Linked DNA regions of Homo sapiens: region 2 is linked to region 1. Evidence: chromatin loops called from intact Hi-C (ENCODE). Cell type or tissue: mammary epithelial cell. All regions are shown on one strand. Links, peaks and the distances in the headings refer to the core of each region. The heading gives the core; the rest is flanking DNA. Region 1 holds the start of LOC105369949 (a long non-coding RNA gene). Region 2 overlaps SLC41A2 (solute carrier family 41 member 2).

The links. A loop is a pair of places that touch in the nucleus more often than their neighbours do. Peaks named below come from ENCODE experiments on the same cell type or tissue, not always from the same donor. Only the 100,000 strongest peaks of a DNase experiment are listed, where the experiment ranks them.
Region 2: it touches region 1 in a loop (14-fold over the local background); 10 of 110 quality-filtered maps call a loop at or near these places.

Annotation. Positions count from the first base shown.
Region 1 is chr12:104,376,970-104,385,244 of GRCh38, forward strand. It overlaps LOC105369949 (a long non-coding RNA gene), which reads left to right and starts at 150. Exons shown (of 4, transcript XR_007063432.1): 1 at 150-774; 2 at 4,817-4,983. RefSeq lists a silencer at 7,448-7,648. In mammary epithelial cell, for the core only: a CTCF peak has its summit at 5,052 (motif pointing right); a DNase peak (open chromatin) is centred at 5,062.
Region 2 is chr12:104,820,719-104,829,026 of GRCh38, forward strand. The region is part of intron 10 of SLC41A2 (solute carrier family 41 member 2); the gene reads right to left. Among named protein-coding and RNA genes, the nearest start is that of SLC41A2, 130 kb to the right of the region's middle. RefSeq lists a silencer at 3,673-3,967. In mammary epithelial cell, for the core only: CTCF peaks have their summits at 4,878 (motif pointing left) and 7,063 (motif pointing left); no DNase peak of the experiment used is centred there.

The DNA.
Region 1 (8,275 bases), core at 276-8,275:
ATTTGGGGTCATTTAGGGATATTCATCCACTTATTTAACAAACATGTGTCTTATTTACCAGACACTGTGTTAAATGCCAAGGAGGCAGAGATGAGTAAGACAGGAGGTGGCTAGTTATAAATTCCTCGGCTGTGTCTTATTCATCTCTGCTTGCCTTATTTAGGGTAGTACCAGGCACCTCCTAGGTAGGGGTTCCCTAAACAAATGATGAATGAACAGGGTCCCTGTCCTTCGAAAACTCACGGGCTAGGAAAGGGAAACTGATGAGCAAGTTTGTTATAGCGTTGGTAGTGGCATGTCCCGGAGGGACACACAGGAAGGATAATCCATTCCAGAGGGCAGGGTGAGGGGAAGAGTGGAGTGAATTCAGCCTTCATTGCTTTCACAAGCACTCTCTTCTGGACGGACGCTCCCATTAAGTCTAACAACCAGGCTATTTAGCGCCTCAGAGCCGAGAGAATATGTGCAATGCCATTGAGGAGCCAGGACACAGGGCTCTTGTGTTAGGTTCCTAATGACGGTGATAAAGAAGACGATTTAGGCATCTGACTATTGCATCCAGTATGTTCTCTTTCCCTTTGCTATCTCTCAAGTCGAGGCGGCGAATGGGGAGAGGACCCCTGGGGGATTCCCAGGTGCAGCCATTTTGTGTATGGCCATTCTGCTTCCTGGTTCATGACCCAACAGGAAGGACACAGCTGGGAGGGTCTTGATCAAGGGCAGGACCAGAGATGAGGCAGATCTGGGCACTGATAGATGACGATAATTAAAAAGGTATGTAGGTCGGGCACAGTGGTTCATGCCTGTCATTCCAGGACTGTGGGAGGCTGAGGAGTGAGGATTGCTTGAGCCAAGGAGTTCAAGACCAGCATGGGCAACATAGTGAGACCCCCATCTCTAAAAAGAAAAAAAATACAATAATTAGCTGGGCATGTTAGTACACATCTGTAGTCCTGGCTACTTGGGAAGCTGAGGTGTGAGGATTGTTTGAAACCAGGAGGTTGAGGTTGCAGTGAGTGGAGATTGTGCCACTGCACTCCAGCCTTAGTGACAGAGAGAGACCCTATCAAAAAAAACAAAAACAAAAATAAAAACAAAGAAAACAAAATTGACTCATTAAAATTAATCATTTAACAAATAGTTACAAAGTACCTACCCTGTGCTAGAAGCTCAGTCCTGGTTCCTCAACAATGAACAGAAGCATCCACCCTCCTGGGGTGGCCTCTCCAGTGAGAGCCCCGGGCCTCCTCAAGTGAGAATTCAATGGAAAGTGTAGTTTTAGGCCGGGATCCCTGAGGACCCCAGGCACTGGGGAGTCTGTCTAAGGGAAAATGAGTAGGGGACCCAGAAAGGGGAAGGCCAGGGGCAGCCTGCGGCCCCCCTGTGTCATCTTCCTCACCCTGAAAAGTTCCCTCTTGACCCTTTGGAGGTAGCCAGAGACTGCTGTCTATCCACCATCCAGAAAATCCAGCCACCTACAGCTTCTGTAACCACCATGCGATTACTTCCAATCTCTCAAATGGGGTTTGCGGGCTCCCCTCCTTTCATAATTGTAGCTAACATCATCGAGCACTTTCTATATGCCCAGCACTATTCTAAGTGGGTCACATGCAGTAACTCATGTTCAATTCTCACAATATCCCCATGAGATCAGTCCTGTGTCATTCTTATCATACCCATTTTTCAGATGAGAACACTGAGGTACAGAAAGTAGAAATAGCTTGTTCAAGGTCTTACAGCTGATAATCTGTGGAGTTAGGACTTGAAGCCAGACAGACCGAACTCAGCACTCATTCTCCTCCCCTCTAGACTCTGATGCCTTTGAGAAGGCTATAATACAAGACACACAGGGTCCTGTCCCTATGGATTACAGTCCAATGGGGACAACAGAGAGTAAACCATAGTGATACCAATCTGATGAGTCTTGTATGGAAGGACCAACTGGTCCTGGCTTGCAGAGACTTTCTGGCTTTAGCACAGAAAACCTCAAATTCTGGGAACCTCAGTCCTTGGCAAACTAGATGGTTGTACTAACCTAGTTGTGTGAAAAGGGAATCATGAAGTACTATTATTTCTTTGCCTGATTTTGAAATTTACTAATTTGACAGGTGTCACATGGGATTTCACTGCTGTTTTTACATTGCCTTTCTTTTGATCACCACGGAGGCTGAACAATGTTCTCGATGCTTTTTAACCAGATTTAGTTTGTAGTTTGTGAATCAGTTTCTCCTAGAATTCGTCTGCTGAGGCAGAGGTTCTCAGCCTTGAGTGGGCATCAGAATCAGAGGAGGGCTTCTGAAAAAGCAGATCTCTGGGTCGTATCCTCAGAGTTTCTCATTCAGTAGGTCTGGGGTGGGGTCTGGGGTTGGGCATTTCTTTCTTTCTTTCTTTCTTTTTTTTTTGAGACATAGTCTCACTCTTTTACCCAGGCTGGAGTGCAGTGATGTGATCTCGGCTCACTGCAATTTCCACCTCCTGGGTCCAAGTGATTCTCTCACCTCAGCCTCCCAAGCAGCTGGGATTACAGGCACATGCCACCATGCCCAGCTAATTTTTGTATTTTTAGTAGAGACAGGGCTTCACCAAGTTGACCAGGCTGGTCTTGAACTCCTGAAATCAGGTGATCCTCCCACCTCAGCTTCCCAAAGTGCTGGGGTTACAGGCGTGAACCAACGCGCCCGGCCTGGGGCTGGGCATTTCTAACAAGCTCCCAGGTGACACTGAGGCTGCCAACTGGTCAGGAACCAAACCTGGAGATGCGCTGTATTTGGGTGTTTTTTGGAAGCTCTCCCTTTAGTAAAGTGGTTCTCACATTTGCTAAATGTGCACCTTAGAATCACCTGGGCAGTGTTACAAAATTCAGATGCTCAGGCCCTACCCTGGACCAGAGGAAGCCAGTCATGGGGAGTGGAACTTGGGCTTTGCTAGTTCATTACAAAATTTCTCAAGTGATTTCCTCATCTCTGTAGTGTTAAAATAAATTAAGATGAAGACCAGTGTGAAGAATCCCTGAGCAGACAAAGCCCGTTATGCTTCATAAGTGACCTTAATCTTCTTGATTTGCAAACATAAGCAAAACTGTATGCCTTTTTCTTTTTTCTAGCCTGACTTCACTAGCTATAACTTCTGGCACTATGCTGAATAAGGGTGGACCTCCTGGCTGGGCGTGGTGGCTCACGCCTGTAATCCCAGCACTTTGGGAGGCAGAGGCAGGTGGATCACAAGGTCAGGAAATCGAGACCATCCTGGCTAAAACGGTGAAATCCCGTCTCTACTAAAAATACAAAAAAAAAAAAAAATTAGCCGGGCGTGGTGGCGGGCGCCTGTAGTCCCAGCTACTCGGGAGGCTGAGGCAGGAGAACGGTGTGAACCCGGGAGGTGGAGCTTGCAGTGAGCCGAGATCATGCCACTGCACTCCAGCCTGGGTGACAGAGTGAGACTCTGTCTCAAAAAAAAAAAAAAAAAAAAAAAGAATGGACCTCCTGGCCTTGTCACTAATTTTGTGGGGGAAAGCATTTAGTCTTTCAAGCATTAAGTGTGTTAGCTATAGTTTTGTAAGTTTTTTTTTTTACAAATGGGTGCTGAATTTTGTCAAATGCTTTTTCTGCATTAATTTATATGATCATATTATTTCTCTTCTTTCACCTGTTAATATGGTGGATTGCATTGATTGATTTTCAAATATTCAACTACCCTTTCATCTGTGGAATAAACTCCAGTTGGTCATCCTGTACAATCCTTGAGATATATTGCTGAATTCTATTTGCTAATATTTTGTTAAGGATTTTCATGTATATATTCATGAGGGATATTGATCTGTAGGTTTTTTTTACTACCTTGGTTTTATTTATTTGTTTGTTTGTTTTTGAGACAGAGTCTCTCTCTGTTGCTCAGGCTGGAGTTCAGTGGCGCGATCTTGGCTCAGTGTAACCTCTGCCTCCCAGGTTCAAGTGATGCTTCTGCCTCAGCCTCCTGAGTAACTGGGATTACAGGCATGTGCCGCCATGCCTGGCTAATTTTTGTATTTTTAGTAGAGACAGGATTTCGGCATCTTGGCCAGGCTGGTCTCGAACTGCTGACCTCAAGTGATCCGCCCACCTCGGCCTCCCAAAGTGCTGGAATTACAGGTGTGAGCCACCGTGCCCAGCCAGCAGCCTCAACCTCTTAAGCTCAAGCAGTCCTCTGGCCTCAGCTTCCCGAGTAGCTGGGACTACAGGCACATGCTACCATGCCTGGTTAATTTTTGTAATTTTTATAGAGACAGTGTCTCACTTTGTTGCCCAGGCTGGTCTTGAACCCCTGGGCTCAAGTCATCCTCCCACTTTGACCTCCCAAAATGCTAGGATTACAGATGTGAGCCACTGTACTCATTCCTATCTGTGGTTTTAATATCAGGGAAATACTATCTTCATAAAATGAATTGGAAAGTGTTCCCTCCTCTTCTATTTTCTGAAAGAGAATGTAGAGAGATGGTGTGAATTCCTCTTTAAACATTTGGTAGAATTCTTCAGTGAAACCATCTGGATCTGGAGACTTCTTTTTTGGGAGTTTTAAAATTGCAAATTCGATTTCCTTAACAGTTGTAGGCATACTCAAATTATCTAGTTCACATTGGGTGAGTTGTAGTCATTTGTATTTTTCAAGGAATCGGTCCTTTTTAACTAAGTTGTCAAATGAATGTGTGTTCTCACTAGCTTTAAAAAATTCTCTTCCCTCCATTAGTTTCTCTCACATTGAAATGAGATGCTGATTCCTCCACATGCCTTCCCTCCCTCCAGATCAATGACAAAACGCATTCTCCTGTGCCCTAATCCAGGACAGCATTCTTGACAGGCAGAGCCCAGGATGGGGCAGTCCCGATGTAAACCCACAGTTTCGAGGAACCAGTTGGCCTTGGACCTCTCTGAAGAGCTCTGGAACCAGAAGGGGCTGGCGGTCCTCTAAGTCACCTTAGCCTACCTGGAGAGACCTCCGAGGCGGGAGGTAGGAGCTCCGTCCTTAAGGGCAGGTTTGAGAAGTCAAAAACGCTGGGGGCCCTGGGTACCACTAGGTGGCGCTCAAAACATACAGTTGCTCTTGGAGGCCAACAGTGGACCGAAGAACCTCTGTTTAGCTAGATTTGGTCTGTGGGGCATTTGTTCTTTAAGTGAGATGCACTTTAGAGTCTAGAAGCTGCAAGGACCCCACGAGCTCTGGGTTGGTGGACTTGGTAATACTTTCTCTGACTTCCCTACTGACAAAGGAGGGAAGGCTTGAGAGGTGGTGCTGGTTGGAGGCTCCTGCGAGATGTCAGAAGCACCTACCTCCGTGTGGGCTGCTGAGACAAGCATGCCCACGCGGAGCCTCTGTGTGGTTATGAAGTGTCAACACCCCGGCCAGGCCTGTAAAGAATCTTAAAGAATCTACCCTGGGCTCCACGTCCCTTCCAGGCTGGCTCAATGCCCACACCCCTTCCAGATCCTGCCCCCTGCAGATACTTTGATCTACCCCACCACGTTAAGTATACTTTAGGGAAAGAGTCCTCTGGAGTCAGTTGGGAGGCTCAAGGTTTTGTCCTGCCTCTGCCGCTAGCAGTGTGCCTTGGGCAAGACTTGTACACATCTTTGCTAGATTCTGGACTGAGTCCAAATCCTGTCTTGACCACCCACAGCTATGGTGCCCTCTTAGGAATGTTACTTAATGTTACTTAACCTTCGTGAGCCTCAGGTTCACAACTGTCATCTGGAGATAATAAAGACACTCATCTCATCTCATAGTGTAGTGAAGTTTTATTTTTTATTTTTTTAGAGACAGGATCTTGCTCTGTTGTCCAGGCTGGAGTGCAGTGATACGATCATAGCTCACTGTAACCTTCAACTTTTGGGCTCAGGTGATCCTCCCACCTTGGCCTCCCAAAGCACTGAGATTACGGGCAGGGAGCCACCATGCCAGCCCCAGCATCGAGTAAGTGCTTGATGGACATTGGCAGTTATTATTTTATCACATTTATTTATTTATTTATTTTGAGATGGAATCGCATTCTGTCACCCAGGCTGGAGTGCAGTGGCACGATCTTGGCTCACTGCAACCTCGGCCTCCCAGGTTCAGGTGATTCTTCTGCCTCAGCCTCCTGAGTAGCTGGGACTACAGGTGCACACCACCATGTCCAGCTAATTTTTATATTTTTAATAGAGATGGGGTTTCACCATATTGGCCAGGCTGGTCTCAAACTACTGACCTTGTGATCCACCCGCCTTGGCCTCCCAAAGTGCTGGGATTACAGGCGTGAGCCATCACGCCCGGCCATTATTATTATTATTATTGTTTTTGAGACATAGTCTCACTCTGTTACCCAGGCTGGAGTGCAGTGGCATGATCACAGTGCACTGCAACATCTGCCTCTGGGGCTCAAGTGATCCTCTCACCTCATCTTCCTAAGTAGCTGGGATTATAGGTGTGCACTGCCACATCTGGCTAATTTTTTTTGGAGGGGGGTGTTTTTAGTAGAGACAGGGTTTCACCATGTTGCCTAGGCTGGGTCTTAAACTCCTAAGCTCAGGTGATCCCGCCACCTCAGCCTCCCAAAGTGCTGGGATTACAGACGTGAGCCACCATGCCCTGCCATTCCTATTGTCACTAATTTTTGTACCTCTCCCATCCCAGCCCTAGCATAGGTTTACTTGTTTTCAATTGCTGCTCTAACACATTACTACTAATAGAATGGCTAAAAACAGCACAAATTTATTCTCTTACAGTTCTAGAGGTCAGAAGTCTATAACCAAGATGTTGGCAGAGCTGTGTTCTCTCCGGAGACCTCAGGGGAAAATCCATTCCCTTGCTTTACCCAGCTTCCAGAGGCCATCCACGTTGCTGGCCTTGTGACCCCTTCTTACATCTCTCCAACCTCTTTCTTCTGTCACCCCATCTTCTGCTACTAATTTGATCCTCTTGCATCCTTTTAAGGATTTGTACCTTGGACCCATACAGATAATCCAGGATAGTTTTCTCATCTCAAGATCCTTAATAACCTGTCTGCAAATTTTCTTTTACCATGGGCAGTAACATATTCGCAGGTTTCAAAGATTAGGATATGGATGTCTTTGGGGGCCATTATTCAGTGTAGCACTCTGCGAAAACAGATTCAGTTCAAAATAAATAAGGATTGGGAAAGGGCTTCATGTGGTTTTATCTTTATATCCCCAGTGCTATGATTTGAATGTTTGTGTTTCCTCAAAATTCATATGCTGAAAACTTAACCCCCAAGGTGATGGTATGAGGAGGTGGGGCCTTTGGGAGGTGATTAGGTTTAGACGAGGTCATGAGGATTGGGCTGTTATGATGGGATTGGTGCCCTTATAAAAACAGCCACAGAGAGACCTTTGCCCCTTCCACCACGTGAGGACACAGTGAGAAGGCACCGTCTAGGAGCCAGGAAGTAGGCTCTTACCAGACACTGAATCTGTTGGCATCTTGATCTTGGACATCCAGCCTCCAGAACTGGGAGAAATAAATTTCTGTTGTGTATAAGCCACCTCGTCTGTGGTATTTTGTTATAGCAGCCTGAATGGATTAAAACACCCAGAGTCTAGCACATTGCCTGTTTGGCCTGGAAGGTACTTACTTACTGAATGAGTGAGTATGGTGAACATTACTGGTGCTCATCAATACCCAGCTCTCCTCTCCTTCTTTGGGTGGGGGCACATGACTAATGACTAGCTTTGGCCAATGAAAGTGAGCACAAGTGAGGTGTGTTACTTCCAGGCTGAGTCAGTGGAAGCCTCCATGTGACACTTCAGCCTCTGTCCTTCCCTGCCATGATAAATGTAGAGGCCTTCTCTCGAGATGGACTGAAGCAGCCTGGATTGTGTGTCACTGCATGGAGAACAGGCACCCTGGATTGTTACCCGCACCTACCTGCTTATATAACCAAGAAACAAACTTAGGAAATTTGGGGAATGCTTGTCACTGTAGCATAGCCTATCTGAATCTATCCAATGCAATGAGTTAATGGAACTGCCCAATCTTTAAGGTCCAAATCAAAACTATGTTATAGGTAGAAGAATCAGCCACACAACATACCTAACTAGTGGTCTTTGGCATGCCCAGGTGGGTGGGTAGTTCCCTCTGCTTCCATGTTTTGCCCAGTATCTAATACTGTATAGCCTCTCTGCTTTGGTTTCCTCATCTGTAAAATCAGGAAAATAATAGTACCTACTTGAGACAACTGTTGAGAGATTATATGATTTAATGCATATAAAGCATTTTAAACAGTGCCTGACATGTGGTTTGGTTGTTG
Region 2 (8,308 bases), core at 309-8,308, 440 kb after region 1:
GCAACCTCCCCCTCCTGGGTTCAAGTGATTCTCCTGCCTCAGCCTTCCGAAGTAGGTAGGATTACAGGTGCCCGCCACCATGCCCAGCTAATTTTTTCGTATTTTTAGTTGAGACGGGGTTTCATCATGTTGGCCAGGCTGGTCTTGAACTCCTGACCTCAGGTGATCCACTCACCTCAGCCTCCCAAAGTGCTGGGATTACAGGCATGAGCCACTGTGCCCCGCCTAATGCAGGGAATTTCTATATCACTCTTGACTTTTTATTTAGTTCTAATGCGAAAAGACAAAAAGTCGTGAGTATAATAACAATCTTCTATATTGTTATACAAGAACTTTCAGTGAACAATGTGTACAGTTTCTGTGATTCTTTTCTTTTCCTCTATGTTTCTTCTGGCTGTATTTCTTGAAATGTAATTTTATATCTGTTGAATCTAATAATTTAAAAATCAGGGCTTTAAAAATATGTAGATATGTATTTTACATTACATATATAGAGAGAGAGTTGGTTTCCTTTATAAACCTATGTATTTTATTGCATGCATTTAAAAACCTTAATTTGAGAAGAATCCCATAATATTAAAAAAAATTCCCAAGGAGTCCATGACATAAAATGGTTAAGATCTTCTTTACAAAATAAACTCTTATAATACGTTCCAGGAGACCTACATGATAACATTCATAACCTTGATTTTTAATAGCAAAAAACTAAAAACAATCTAAAAAGTCCATTAAAAGAAAAATGGTTGAATACATTGTGGAATATTCACACAATAGAATACTATGTAACAGTAAAATAGCTGAATGGTAGTCCCGCTAAATATAGTAGATGAATAATACTTACATATATGAATGAATCTCAAATACAATGCTGAGCAAAAAAAGTCGCTTAAGCATATATTCAGTATGATTCAATTTTCTAAAACTTAAAAACATGTTGAAATAAAACAATATTTAGGTGTCCAAATACACACAGTAAAATAACAAGGGAAAACGTAGCCATGAAAGCTATCAGGATGAAAAGTTTCCTCTGGAGAAGAGAATGGGGCACATAGGTGTCTTCTAAACCTGTAGGTACTAGGGCAATTGTAGTGTTGTATTTTTGAGCTGACAGGTTAAGTGCACTAGCATTCACTATGTTATTATTCTTTATACCTTATACATATCATTGTTCTTTATTCAACAGTTAATGTACAATTTAGAATTTTAAAAGATATCATCATTCTTGGCTGGGTGTTCATTAACTATTGCCTAGTTACACCTGCCATGGACACTCCCTTATCTGACCATGTCATTCTGAAGGAATAATGCAAAGAACTAGAGACAGCTAATGTCACTTGATATTAAGAAATGATAGCCTAAAAATCAAGGAAATATTCAAACTAAAGTTGTTTCTTGGTTTCTAACAAGAAGAAGGAAAAAGAAAAAAAAGTGTGAATGAAGCATATATAAATAACTAAAATAAATGAACACATTGATTTTCTACTATATGCTAAGTATAATTAGTACAATACTCTTGATATCCATAGAATATTAAGGAAAGGTGCAATCAGCAGAGGCTAGGCCCTGTACAACTTATGTGCTCCCTTTTTGCCCATAGCCAAAATGGTCCTGAGTCTACTACCATGCCCACTTCAAATAGGCCTTCTGCAGGTTGCCCAGCAAAACATTTCACTGGAAAAAGGCATATTCGCTTACTTAAAACTGTTTATTGAGTGTCTTTCCAAAGCGCTACTCAAATTTGAAAAATTATTTTTAAAAAAGTTTTAAAAAATAGCATACACACCAAAATTATTTGTGATGATGGCCTTTGAGTGTGGGGATTGTGAGCAATTTTGATAATAAGGAATATATGCTGTTTTATGAGAAGAAACAAAACTCAATAAACTGAAAAACAAAAACAAAAAATAGCCCCATGAGACAATGACCTAACATCCCTCTCTTGACTAAGCTCAGTATAGAGACCTATTTCTTAAGTAGGGGACATATGGTCTCAGAAAACAGATTTAGAAAGATAATTTTGAAATCTGTAGGAATTGAGTAATAGATATCTCTAGAAAGTGAAACTACCTGAAAAAATTTTAATTGCAGGTAAAAAAAAATCAGAAGTATAGCTCTGAACTCCTTTGACATAAAAAAGGTTAAGAAAACAAAACAAAAACTGTGATAAGAAGAAAACTCACTATATTGAGAGGGAATTAAAGAAAGGGGCAAAGAAATAACTGAGAAATTTGAAAACTATAAAAAGAATTTTGTTTTGACATGGGAGAGTCTAAAGTCATTGCTTAGAGAAAGAACATAGAGAACAAAAGGAAAAAATGCCTAATTAATTAACATATTGGAAAAAGCAGCTATGAGAAGTGACAAGTGTGAAAACCCAGACATAATCAACTTGGACTTCCAGAAGGTTTGAGATAGAGCATCACATAAGGATTTGTAGATATAATTACTACTGCTGTTGAAATGCCAAAACTCTATGTTGAGAGTAGAGAATAAAAGGATGTTGATTTTGGCAGAAATCACAGTGGCAAAAGCATCTACATTACATTTGGTTATTTAGTATATCTATACCTGTCAACATAAAAATATATGTATGAGAGCTACCTACAGAAGAGTTTGCAATTTTAAAAAAAGGTAAATGATTTCTTTTTAAAACTAAAATCAACAACAAGTTAAGGCTCAAAAGAAAACAACAGTTGCTTAAGAATAGACATATAAATCAGTGGAACAGAAGAAAGTCTAGAAATAGACCTGCATATATATATATATAGTAAATTGATTTTTGACAAAGATGCTAAGATAATTCAAGGGAGAATGATAGTCTTCCCAATAAATGGTGCTGTAACAACCGGATGTTCATACTGAAAAATATGAACCTCAAGCCTTATCATATACCATACACAAAAATTAATTCAAAATGGTCAGAGACTCAAATAAAAGCTAAAACTAGAAAATCTCTAAAACAGAAAGCCCTCACAACTGAGGGATAGGCAAAGATTTCTTAGGATATGAAAAGCACTAATCATTTGCAAAAACTGATAAACTGAACTTCATTCAAATTAGAACTTCTGCTCTTAAAATACATGGTCAAGAAAATAAAAAGGCAAAATTTAAAGATCTAATATACAGCATAAGGACTAAAGTTAATAAAATTATATTGTATTAGGGATTTTTGTTAAATAAGTAGATTTTAGCTGTTTTTGTCACACACAAAAAAATAACTACATGAGATGACAGATATTTTAATCTACTTCACTATAGTAACCATTTTACTATCTATATGTATTTCATAACATTGATACGGAAGTGCCAGGAGGGGCATGGTCCCTTTAAATGATACGGAAGAGGTGAAGGGAAGTGCTGAAGGGAAGGGAAGTGCTGTGTGGAGGAGGGTGTGGTCCTTGGCTAGGGCTCCACCCCCGGGCCTGTGCCCATGGACCTACGTGAAGACAGGCATTTTTTTTTCCCTGCCCAAATGTTGCATTTCCCAAGAACACCCTGGCCTGCCACGCCCCCATCTTGTGCCTATAAACCCCCCCGAGACCCCAGCAGGCAGACACACAGGCAGCTGGACATCGAGAGGAGCACATCAGTGGAGGAACATATGGGCGGCTGAACATCAGGAGGAACACACCAACAGGCACCAGCATGCAAGCAGGCCATCCACCAGCAGAATGATGTGGAGTCTGGCTGGGGCAGTTGGAGGAGAGCCCAGGCCTCCAAGCGGCCCGACTCCAGGGGAAAACCATCTCCCTTCTGGCTCCCCCATCTGCTGAGAGCTACTTTCACTCAATAAAACCTTGCACTCATTCTCTAAGCCCATGTGTAATCTGATTCTTCAAGTACACCAAGACAAGAACCCAGGATACAGAAAGCCCTCTGTCCTTGCGATAAGGCAGGAGTCTAATTGAGCTAGCACAAGCTGCCTACAGATGGCTAAACTAAAAGAGCACTCTGTAACACATGCCCACTGGGGCTTCAGTTGCAAACATTCACCCCTAGACAATGCTGTGGGGTCAGAGCCCCACAGCCTGCCTGTCTGTATGCTCCCCTAGAGGTTTGAGCAGCTGGGCACTGAAGAAGTAAACTACACTCCCATCACGTGCCCTGAGAGGAGGACAAGGGAAATTTTACCTTTTCAACTGGGGGCTCATCCAGGATTGTGGAAGGTGTGAGTGAATGTGAAACTGTCGGGTCTGCCTCTCTTCCGAAACTCCACCACCTTTCTCTCTTTCCTGCGGGTAAGAGGCTCTGTTTCCCTTCACAGAGTTTTAAACCGCCCTAACTGGGCCAGTCAAAACCCCCAGACTTTGTCTCTTTTTTCTCTCTCTCTCACATGGTTTAAAATGGCTCTTATCTCTTTCTTTATAATATTAAGAGTTTTGCTACAGGCTGCGGCAATGTTACTAAGTAAAATGAGCATTTGGCTCAGCCACCAAAGGTGCAAATCAGACCAATTTTTTCCTAGAGGTGCATGTATGCCTCCACCTCGACAGTCACAGGCATGCGTGGCTCAGGGCACCTCTCCTTATTCTTACCCCTCCCAGCTCAGGCACCTGGGCATGCCTGCAGCAGGCAAAAGCCAAACCCAACAGTCACAAGGGGGGCAGGAGAAAACCAGTGGTAGCCAGGACCCCACGGGGTCAACAGATAGGGCGCTTCTCGCCTGCTGTGTCAATGGAACATTTCTCCTTTGGCCAAGGAATTCAACCCAGTCTGAACCAGGAAAAAGATATAAGAATTAGAGGAACCCAGTTGCACTAAGCAAGGGGTTCTTCCCCCAGAATCTCCCCCTTTTTGCCCCTTAAACTGTTTTTCTGTTTTTTCCTTTTCCATGTGAGAGGGCTCCCCCTCCCAACTCTGTTTCTGATATGGAAGTTAAGGGAGGAATGACCCCTGCTGGCTGAGAACTGCAAATTCAGCAGGGCTCATTTGAGACACTCTAAACAGATACAAACAGCCTCTGAAATATCTTTTCAGTCCCAAACTCGATTCCAAGCTTCAGGCTGAAGCCCTAGAAAGAAAAACCAGGTGCGAGGGATTCAAAGCCAGGCAATAGGCACAATGTAAATGGGCAGGACCAATTCCTGCCAACTGAAACCCACCCCACAGAAGGAGGCCATGCTTTATGGCATGAACAGTCCCTGGGACCTCAAAGATTGCCAACAACAGGGAGAATGGGAGGCATAGGTGACAGCGTTTAATTCCTATTCTCCAGGTTTTCTCTGCTTCATGGGTACATACTGCAATTGCACCTACGGCCAGCACCTGCCAAGGTCACCAGGGCTCAGGGATAAGAGGTAGAGAGTGAAGGGAAGATGCTCGCTTTCTCTCTCCATCACATCCTGAGTTTTCGCTGAAAGAGGGAAGGGAAATGAGGGAAGCCTCTATTCCCTGTCTTTCAGAATGGGCAAACAGTTCTCTTCACCACCGCCAGCTTATACTCCTCTGGAGTGTATCCTGAACCATTGGGACTGCTTTGACCCTCATAATCTGGAGGAAAAGCACCTCATAGCTCTCTGCACAAAGGTTTGGCCAAATTATGATTTACAGGAAGGACTGGCTTGGCCTCAGGAAAGGACCATTCATTTCAATACCATATGGCAATTGGAACTTTTCTGTAGATGCGAGGACAGATGGTCTGAGGTCCCATACGTGCAGGCTTTCTATACCTTGCAAGGCAATCCCGACCTTTGCCGACAATGTAGGATTGACCTAGCCCCTGTGTTTGCTGTCTCAGGAAGGCTGCAAGTGGCAAGGCCAGGAAATTAAAGACATGAGTCCCAGAGGCACCCCCAGCAGAGAAGCCAGCACCCTCAAGCCCTGCTCCTCTGGGTCCACCCCAACCTTTCTATCCAACTTCAGCCTCTCCCTTACCCCCTCCTAGAAATCATCACTCTAAACAAGCCCCAGTCTCACTCTTGCCTTTCCAACAGATGCCCAGTGAATTTGGGCCCAGTAAGGTCCAGGTCCCCTTCTCCCTACAGAACTTAAAGCAAATGGGGGATCTTGGCAAGTTTTCAGATGACCCTGATAGATATATAGAGGCTTTCCAGAATTTCACCCAAATATTTGAACTCTCCTGGAGAGACATTATGTCACTTTTGAATTAGAACCTGATGGACGCTGAGAAGCAGGCTGTTCTGCAAGTAGCAGAGAGATTTGGGGATGAGCTTTGTATCATGTAAAGTGTCAGGGAAGAGGGTAAATATTATCCAATTGGAAGAGAAGCAGTACCAGTGTATGACCCTAAATGGGATCCCAGTGACAAGGTGGAAGACTGGAAGAGGAGACATCCTTAGGTGTGCATAATAGAGGGCATATGTAGAACTAAGACCAAGCCTTCTCTGAGACGGCAATTATACTAAGTTGTCCATGATCGATCAGGGATTTGATGAGAATCCCACTGCCTTCCTGGAGCGGCTAAGAGAGGCCTTCGTAAAGCACACCTCTCTTATCTCTTGATTCAGTTGAGGGACAGCTAATCCCAAAGGATAAATTTATTATTCAGGCAGCCCCTGATATCAGGAGGAAGCTATAAAAACAGGTCCTGGGACCAGATAGCACTTTAGAGAACCTCCTTAAAGTAGTCACCTCGGTCTTTTATAATAGAGACAGGGAGGCCCAGCAAAGGGAGAGAAATGCAGGAAAGAGAAAGAAGCTTTAATGGCCCCCAGGCAAGCCTACAAACCCTAGAATTCCCAGAGTGCACCTGTTAACTGCTAAAGATAAGGCAAGAACAGTTTTCTCTCATTCTAAAAGTTTATCCGCTCCCATATAAGGTTTAATTTCTTTCACCAGGGTGATACAATTCAAGGTACAATATTGTTGTTCGTATATTTCACTTATCTCTGTAATCTTTGGCACTAAATTCTTTCCTTGTATAACACACGTATAACCCATGTATACTTAACCTTATAAAACTTGTTTTTTTTCTCTCATGCCTAGAAGCCATCAAACTCCAAACGGTCAGGCAACCGAAGCCTTGGACGATGGCTCCCCTTTGCTAGGAACACTTAGATAGACTGGGAGAAATCTGACTGCTGTTTTGCCCAAAACAGTGCCCCCTGTCGTCAGGAAACAGCTAAGGCCGGTCATCGTCCATATTCTAACGGCAGTAAGATATACCTCTTCAGAGGGGGATAATGATACAGAAGTGCTGGGAAGGGCATGGTTCCTTTAAATAAGACGGAATTGGAGAAGAAGTGCTGTGTAGAGGAGGGCATAGTCCCTGGCTAGGGCTCCACCCCCAGGCCTGTGCCCATGGACCTAGGTGAAGACAGGCATTTTTGCTTTCCTGCCCAAATGTTGCATTTCCCAAGACCACCCTTGCCTGCCAAGCCCCATCCTGTGCCTATAAAAACCCTGAGACCCTAGCAAGCAGACACACAAGCAACTGGACGTCAAGAGGAGCACATCAGCAGAGAAACAGATGGGCGGCTGAACGTCAGGAGGAACACACCGACAGGCACCGGCATGCTGGCAGGCCATCGACTGGCAGAATGATGTGGAGTTTGGCTGGGGCACTTGGAGGAGAGCCCAGGCTGCTGAGTGGCCGGCTCCAGTGGAAAACCATCTCCCTTCTGGCTCCCCCATCTGCTGAGAGCTACTTCCACTCAATAAAACCTTGCACTCATTCTCTAAGCCCACAGGTAATCTGATTCTTCTGGTACACCAAGGCAAGAACCCCAGTATACAGAAAGCCGTCTGTCCTTGCAATAAGGCAGGAGTCTAACTGAGCTAACATAAACCATCTACGGATAGCTAAACTAAAAGAGCACCCTGTAACACACGCCCACTGGTGCTTCAGCTGTAAACAATCACCCCTAGACACTGCTGTGGGTTTGGAGCTCCACAGCCTGCCCATCTGTATGCTCCCCTAGAGGTTTGAGCAGTGGTGTACGGAAGAAGCGAGCCATACCCCCATCACATGCCCTGTGAGGGGGACAAGGAACGTTTCCCGTTTCAACATCATATTGTAAACCTCAAAAATACACAATATTTTTAAAAATGAAAATAAAAAGACAATTGATAGACTGTGAGAAAATATTTCCAATACATATATCTAACAAAAAAGTAGTATCCATAATATACAAAGAACTCTTATAACTCCATAAGTCAACCCAATTTAAAAAAAAAATAGGCATAAGAAAACATGAGTGGTTAATAAACCCATAAAAATATAGTCACTATCATCAGTCATCAGATAAATGCAAATTATGATCACCATGATACTACCTTTACAGCCACTACAATGGCTAAAGGTATTAATAGAAAGCCTGACAATACTAGGTGATAGCAAGGATGTGGA